3 separate regions of the Homo sapiens genome follow, and all the other regions are linked to region 3. Evidence: chromatin loops called from intact Hi-C (ENCODE). Cell type or tissue: GM12878. All regions are shown on one strand. Region 1 overlaps CEP112 (centrosomal protein 112). Region 2 overlaps CEP112 (centrosomal protein 112). Region 3 has its middle 7.4 kb from the start of AXIN2.

Region 1 (2,500 bases), 230 kb before region 3:
TGCGCACCACCATGCCCAGCTAATTTTTGTACTTTTGGTAGGGAAGAGGTTTTGCCATGTTGGCCAGGCTGGTCTTGAACTCCTGACCTCAAGTGATCCTCCTGCCTCAGCCTCCTGAACTGCTGGAATTACAGGCATGAGCCACTGTGCCCAGCCAAAATGGTGAGTTTTAGAGAAATAATTCTAGTATAGTACTTGTAAGAAACCAGGGGTAGTCTAGAATTTTGGAGTCTGAATTCCTGCTTTATAGCTTACTGTTCTTTGACAAGTTGCTTAAACTCACTGAGCCTCAGGTTACATAATTGTAAAATGGGGTAATACCTCTCCTGTAGAATTGTAATTGGTGAAGTAATTATGCAAAGCCTTGGCACCTAGTAAGAATTCATTAAATAGTAGCTACCCCTTTAATCATAATAACCAATTTTTAAGAATCTCAGTGGTTTAGACAGTTAGTAGTGTGATCATGAGCTGGTGTTTCAGAGTGAGACTGGCTGACCTGGCTTCAAATCCTACCTCCCACTATTATGAGCTCTGTGACTAGGACAGCTTACCAAGTGACAGTGTTGCCATCTATAAAATAAGGATGACAATCCCAGCCTCATAGGTTTTGTGTTGATCAAATGAGAGAGTATATATTAAAGGGCTTTATATGCCTAGCACTTAGTTTATTCGTTCTTTCAACACGTTTGTTGAATACCTGCCTTGTGTCAGATACTGTTCCATGTACTTGGAATATATCAATGAACAAAACAGATCACAGTCCCCACCCTTGTGGATCTCACATTCTAAGTGACCACTGTTATTGTTGAAAGGGAACACTGGTTGAAAGACTATTGCAGTTGTCTTGGGAAGTGACACAGGTTTTGGACTAAGGCAGTGGTGGTGGAAGGGGAGACGGTAGAAGCCGCAGGTGCGATTCCTGACTGGGTGTGGGTGGAAAGGAAAGGGAGACTTGAGGAGGGTGTCCAAGGTTGTCATGCCGTCCATCAACCTACAGAGGGAGCATAGAGGAAAGGTACATTCGAAGGAGAAAATGATGGAGTTCACATGTTTAATGCCATCAGGATACCCATTTGGAGCTTTCTAGTAGGCAATGGGAAATATTTTTCTGAAATTAGAGAAGTTGAGAGTTTCGCCAGGGGGAGTTTCCTGTAGGTAATTGGTGACCCTCAGTAAACCAATTTCAGTAAAGTGGTGGGATGTGGAGAAATTAGAGAGTAGAAATTGTAGGCACAGACTAACCTTTAAATGCATTATAGAGGGAAGGAAAGGAAAGAAGGAGAAAGCAGCTTGAGAAGTAGCTTATTCTGTCTTCAGATTTGGCAAAGGAAATGAGCCAGTGGAAGGAGAAAGATTGAAGCTATGAAACAGATCATTTGTCTATTCTTTTAATGAATATTTATCCTTTTTCTATGGTTTGCGAAATATTTTGTCATGGGGATGCGTACAAAGATGAAAATGATTATTAAGAATATGGCCTTAAGTGAGTTTACCCTACAACAGAAGACTATACATGCCAATACAGCTTTTTATTACTCCCCATCGGAGTGTAACTTCTATGACAACAGAAATTTTGCCCGTTTTGTTCACTGCTGTATCCCCAGTGCCTGGAAGACTACCTAGAATATAGCAGGCATTCCATAAATGTTGAATAGACAGAAGTTTCAGTGGAAAGAGAATATCTGAATTATTCAAGAAAACTATCATTCTTTTTGTTTCATCAGGAATAGTTCTTTTCCATAATCACTGCTTCGTAGCTATGGAGAGTAGAATGGGGGCACTCACAGAGAAATAAGATATAGGTCAAACTGAAGGAATAAGAGAAAGGTAATGAAGTTAGGATTATTGTACAACAAAGATTATCCTTTCCAGAAGAACTTTTCCAGGAATACACAAATGCTATTTTTCTGTAGAACAATTATTGGAGCAGAAGAATATATTAACAAACCTAGAGGGTACAGATTTATCTCAATTTTAGATCCAGTTTTCATAAATGATGGACTAAGTAAGGCTGAGAAATAAAGGAAAATGTGTCTATGTTCAAAGTATTAGCAAAGCAGATTTAGGTAAGTTTGCCACCTGTTGCCTCAAGGGCAGAGAGAGAGAGAATATGTGAGATAAAGTGTGAGTTCTTGTAGGAATTAGAGGAAGACATTTTTAGTTTTTATTTTTTGTTTATTTTTTCCAACTTTTAAGTTCAGGGGTACATGCGCAGGATGTGTAGGTTTGTTACATAGGTAAACATGTGCCATGGTAGTTTGCTGCACAGATCATCCCATCACCTGGGTATTAAGCCCAGCATCCATTAGCTGTTCTTCCTGATGCTCTCCCTTCTCCCACTCCCCACCTTCCAACAGGCCCCATTGTGTGTTGTTCTCCCTCATGGGTCCATGTGTTCTCATCATTCAGCTCCCACTTATAAGTGAGAACATGCGGTATTTGGTTTTCTGAATAAATGAATGGGTAAATAAACTGTACTACCCAAACAATGGAATATTAT
Region 2 (2,500 bases), 350 kb before region 3:
TGGTAGGAGCCAAAGTACAGTACAGGGTAGATTTTGTCACATCCTATGGACCATGGTGGGAGATTGGATTTTATTCTGAGTGTGTTGAGAAGCCACTGGAGCATTTGAGCAAGATCTGGTTTGCTTTTCTCTTTTTTTTTTTTTTTTTTTTTGAGTTTGAGTCTCACTCTGTCACCCAGGCTGGAGTGCAGTGGTGTGATCTCAGCTCACTGCAGCCTCCGCCTCCTGGGTTCAAGCGATTTTCCTGCCTCAGCCTCCCAAGTAACTGAGACTACAGGCACCCACCACCACGCCTGGCTAATTTTTTATTGTATTTTTAGCAGAGACAGGGTTTCACTATGTTGACCAGGCTGGTCTCGAACTCCTGACCTCATGATCCACCCACCTCAGCCTCCCAAAGTGCTGGGATTACAGGCGTGAGCTACTGCACCCGGCCTAGTTTGCATTTTTGAAAGATCTCTCCAGTTGCTGTGTGGAGCTTTGATTACGATGGAGGCAGGAGAGGATGCAGGGGACCTAGTTAGGAGATGATTGCAGTGGGCTGGTTAGAGGTTACCGGGCTGGGACTAGGGTGGGAGTGGTGGGGGAGACAGGGAGTAGTCAGATTTGGGATCTATTTTGCAGGCAGGACTTGTCAATGGTTGTGAAATAGAATGTAAGGTAAAGAGTGGGCTAAAATGTGACTTAAAAGTTTCCCAACTGAGCAACCAGGTGGATGGTGGTGACAGACACTGATACATGAGTAGAGAGAAGAGAAAGGAACTTCCAGGACTGAGTCTAGGGGCTGCCAACACTTACATATGAGGAAGAGGTGGAGGAAGCAGCAAAAGAGACTGAGAAGGAACAACCAGTGAGGTAAAAGGAAGGTCTAAGAAGGTGGGATTTCCCATAAGCCGTGTGCAGTGTTTCAGGAAGGAGGAAGTGAGTAACCACTTGTTTCAGGTGTTGCCAAGAAGGGAAGTTAGATGGGGACTGAGAACTGACTGCTGCATGGCGAGGTCTTTAGCCACCTCAACAAGACTGGTTTCAGTAGAATGTGGGAACCAATGTCTGAATTATGTGGGTGGACAGACAATGCGTTGTGAGCAGCCGTTTTGAGGAATTTTGAAAGAAAAGGGAGCAGAGAAATGAGTGGTATCTAGAGGGACGTGTGTGGTCAAAGGAAAGTTTTTTTAAAATGAGATAAGCTAAAAACATGTTTGCTTATTGATGAGACTGATCCACTAGAGAAGAAAATATTGATGATGCAGAGAGTGATGGGATAATTTCAAGAGCAGCATGCTTAATTTGGCAAGAAAGGATGGAATCCAGTGTACAGATGAAGGGACTCGCCTTAGGTAGCTGCAAGGCCAGCCATGCGTTCAAGCCATAGGTAAGGCAGGGTCTTTGCAGGTGGACCAGCCAATTTGGTGATGGGGAAGATGAAGCAGCTGTCTTCCACCTACTTGTAATTCTGTTTTTCGAATGCCACCTTGTTTCATTCAAAATGATGAATAATTTACGAAGCATTGTGGTAGGCAAGATAAGGAAAATAAAAAGAAAGTAAAGACACAGTGCTATATATTGGAAGAGTTTATAACCAGGTTGACCTATTTGTCCTTCTAAATTACGAACTGTAGCTGGCAAACTTACATGATTTTTATATTTCATGTTCATTCAAAAGCAGTAACATACTAGATTAAGACACAGACATCTCATTGAGAACTGAATGTGTTGTAGAGAAACACATAAAGTAAAATGAATTAAAATATGCAGTTAAGACATGTTTTTTTCTAAAAATTTTGAACTCCATCTATATGGAGTTCATTAATTTAGTTAATTAGTTAATTAATCTTAATTAAATTTAGTTAATTTTCTCAATTTGTGTGGCTTGAGTTGTCCATTATTGAACCATGAAAAAAAAACCCTTTTGAAGCATTTGACTATCTGGCTTCTTCCTGAGTTTCAACTGAGATCTGGCAGATAAAACCACAGAAAGTAATAGCTCATTTTTCAAAAAGTTTTAAAAACTCAGGATAATTGTCACTCATCACCTACAGGTGCTGGAGAAGTGTTTTGAAGTGTTAAATGGGAAGATAACCACAGGAGATAGCGCCTGCTTCCAGCCTTGCTTCATCTATCAGCTTGCTAATCACAGCTGTGTTTCCAGCCTTCTGCTCTCCCTGTATCATGAGCTTCGGGAGCTTCAGCAGGCAGTAGTCCTGGCTGTTGATGGTTGGCTGGAGAGGAAAAGGAATAAAGAAGCAGTGTATGCTGGCAGGCCCTGGTACCATCTCTAACAGCGGTTATCACAGCAACATTAAACTTTTAAATAAGGAGAACTTCCATGCGTAAACTGAACTGTTGATTGACAGATTTCATGGATGTAGCAAACATCTAATCTGGGAGCCACATGGCCATCCCCAAATGACACATTCTATTTCTGTTCTTGACACACTGCCTGCTTTTTACAATTTTTTTGTGCCTATTTCTATTAAAGTGTTCAGAAAGTAAGACCAGA
Region 3 (2,500 bases):
AATAGCTTATGCTTGTCGTCATTGACCATCAACGTGCTGTCATTTCATAAAGTACAGAAAAGGGCCGGGTATGGTGCCTCACGCCTGTAATCCCAGCACTTTGGGAGGCTGAGGCTGGCCGATCACTCAAGGTCAGGAGTTTGAGACCAACCTGGCCAACACGGTGTAACCCCCGTGTCCACTAGAACTACAAAAATCAGCCAGGCATGGTGGTGCACACCTGTAGTCCCAGCTACTCGGGAGGCTGAGGCAGGAGATTCACCTTAACCTGGGTACAGAGGTTGCACTGAGCTGAGATCACGTCATTGCACTCCAGCCTGGGCAACAGAGCGAGACTCTGTCTCAGAAAAAGAAAACATAAAAAAAATAAAGTATAGAAAAGATTCACAACCTGTATGTCTTGCAACTGGGTTCTTACCATTAGCAATGTTAACTGACAGGGCGAAGTCTCATCAGCAGGTCAGTTTTCACCACTCCCCTCCCCAGAGGATACATCTTCATCTGTGGGTCCAGAATCTGGACATGGCTTAGCCGGGTGCCTCCTCCTTGAGGTTTCCATGAGGCTACCAGCAAGCCAGCAGCTGGACCTGCATCATGTCAAGGCTTGCCTAGGTGGCGTTCGGCTTCTGAGATCACTTGGTTGGTGGCAGGGCTTGTCCCTCGTCACACGGGTCCCTCAACAGGGATGCCTCAAGATTCTAGGGAAAGCACCTAAGGAAGGAATCGCAGCCTTTCGATAGCCTAATGTGGAGTGGATGTGCTGTCACATCAGCCATACTCTATTTATTAGGAGAGAGTCAAATGCTATCCATGCTCAAGGGGAGGGAAGTATGCAGGGTGTGGAACTAGGAAGCAGGGATCATTAGGGCCCAACTTAGAGGATGCCAACCACAGCTCCTCGTGACACAGCGACTACTGGCTTGACTCTGGCAGGGGGTTTCCAAGACCCTGTTCCAGACCCTAGGCTGGTATCAGTTCTGATTGGCCGGTACACAGGTTTCACCAGCTATTAAATATCGCCCAGGTCCCTCCTTCCCACAATCTAGTTCAAGGGATGCAAGTATCACAAAACACGGTCCCTGTCCTCAGAGAGTTCATGGTTGAGTGGGTGGGACAGAGAAGTAGATCAACCACAGTGTTTGCTAGAGGTGAGCCCCAGATGCCACAGAAGTAGGAGGATGGGCTCTAGCCCGGTCTCGGGGGATGAGGTGGGAGAGGACTGAAGAAGTGGCAGAGGGAGGGCAGTCGGCCAGGGAGGAAAAGGAGAGGCAATCCACCATGCATATGGTAGGGACAAGGGGGTGTCAGCAAGAAATACAGCTGGAGGGCCAGGCATGGTGGCTCACGCCTGTAATTCCTGTACTTTGGGAGGCCGAGGTGGGTGGATCACCTGAGGTCAGGAGATCAAGACCAGCCTAGCCAACATGGTGAATCCCCGTCTCTACTAAAAATATGAAAATTAGCCAGACGTGGTGGCATGCGCCTGTAGTCGCAGCTACTCTGGAGGCTGAGGCAGGAGAATCACTTCAACCTGGGAGGCGGAAGTTCCAGTGAGCCAAGATTGGGCCACTGCATTCCAGCCTGGGCAACAAGAGCGAGGCTCCTCCATCTCAAACAAACAAACAAAAAAAGATAGAAAAAGAAATAGAGCTGGAAAAGGGCCTGGGCTTGGGCCGGCTACCTGTGCACCACACATAGGGTTCTGGGCCTTATCCTGAAGGTTATGTGCAGCCGGGGAGGATCTGAAGCAGGAGAATGACATGGGTGGCTCTGCACTGCACAGCGTTTACCATTGCAGCACTGCGTGAGGGGGGTCAGGGGTTAGGGCTATAAACTGTAGGTGTGAAGCATCATTAGAACATTTGGCTGTCCCTGGCAAGGGCCCTGATAGCAGTTGTGGATTTGCAGAGCAGGAGGTGGTGGTGGGAGATTTTTTTAGAGGCAGAATCAACAGGGCTGGGTGAATGAATGGAGGCGTTTGAGGGAGAAGGCGGAGTCTAGATGTGGCCCAGGTTTCTTTTTTTTTTTTTTTGAGACAGAGTCTTGCTCTGTCCCCCAGGCTGGAGTGCAGTGACGCCATCTCGGCTCACTGCAACCTCCACCTCCCGAGTTCAAACTATTCTCCTGCTCACCCTTCCAAGTAGCTGGGATTACAGGCGCGTGCCACCACGCCCGGCTAACTTTTTGTATTTTTTTTAGTAGAGACGGGGTTTCACCATATTAGCCAGGATGGGCTCTATCTGACCTCGTGATCCACCCGCCTCGGCCTCCCAAAGTACTGGGATTACAGGCATGAGCCACTGTGCCCAGAGGTGAATAAGGCAACTTATTTCAAGCTCAGCTAAACTTTGCTTTCCAGAAGTTGTTTAAAATGAGCAAAATAAGATATCAGAAGGTGAGAAAAATGTCTACGGGGGGCGGTTTAGGAACACGCGTCGCAGGTTGGCGTGACGACTTTAGGGGGATTCCTTTCTATTTTCCAGTTCCTTTTCTAAAAATG

What was found. A loop is a pair of places that touch in the nucleus more often than their neighbours do. Peaks named below come from ENCODE experiments on the same cell type or tissue, not always from the same donor. Only the 100,000 strongest peaks of a DNase experiment are listed, where the experiment ranks them.
Region 1: it touches region 3 in a loop (2.2-fold over the local background); 33 of 110 quality-filtered maps call a loop at or near these places.
Region 2: it touches region 3 in a loop (4-fold over the local background); 6 of 110 quality-filtered maps call a loop at or near these places.

The regions. Positions count from the first base shown.
Region 1 is chr17:65,793,186-65,795,685 of GRCh38, reverse strand. The region is part of intron 21 of CEP112 (centrosomal protein 112); the gene reads left to right. Among named protein-coding and RNA genes, the nearest start is that of AXIN2, 230 kb to the right of the region's middle. In GM12878, a CTCF peak has its summit at 981; no DNase peak of the experiment used is centred here.
Region 2 is chr17:65,913,440-65,915,939 of GRCh38, reverse strand. All of the region lies in intron 19 of CEP112 (centrosomal protein 112), which reads left to right. LOC105371867 (a long non-coding RNA gene) reads right to left here. Exons shown (of 4, transcript XR_001752977.3): 4 at 2,140-2,219. Among named protein-coding and RNA genes, the nearest start is that of CEP112, 280 kb to the left of the region's middle. In GM12878, no CTCF peak of the experiment used is centred here; a DNase peak (open chromatin) is centred at 949; H3K27ac peaks cover 788 bases.
Region 3 is chr17:65,567,794-65,570,293 of GRCh38, reverse strand. No RefSeq gene overlaps it. Among named protein-coding and RNA genes, the nearest start is that of AXIN2, 7.4 kb to the right of the region's middle. RefSeq lists enhancers at 1,192-1,241, 1,362-1,431. In GM12878, no CTCF peak of the experiment used is centred here; a DNase peak (open chromatin) is centred at 1,076; H3K27ac peaks cover 232 bases.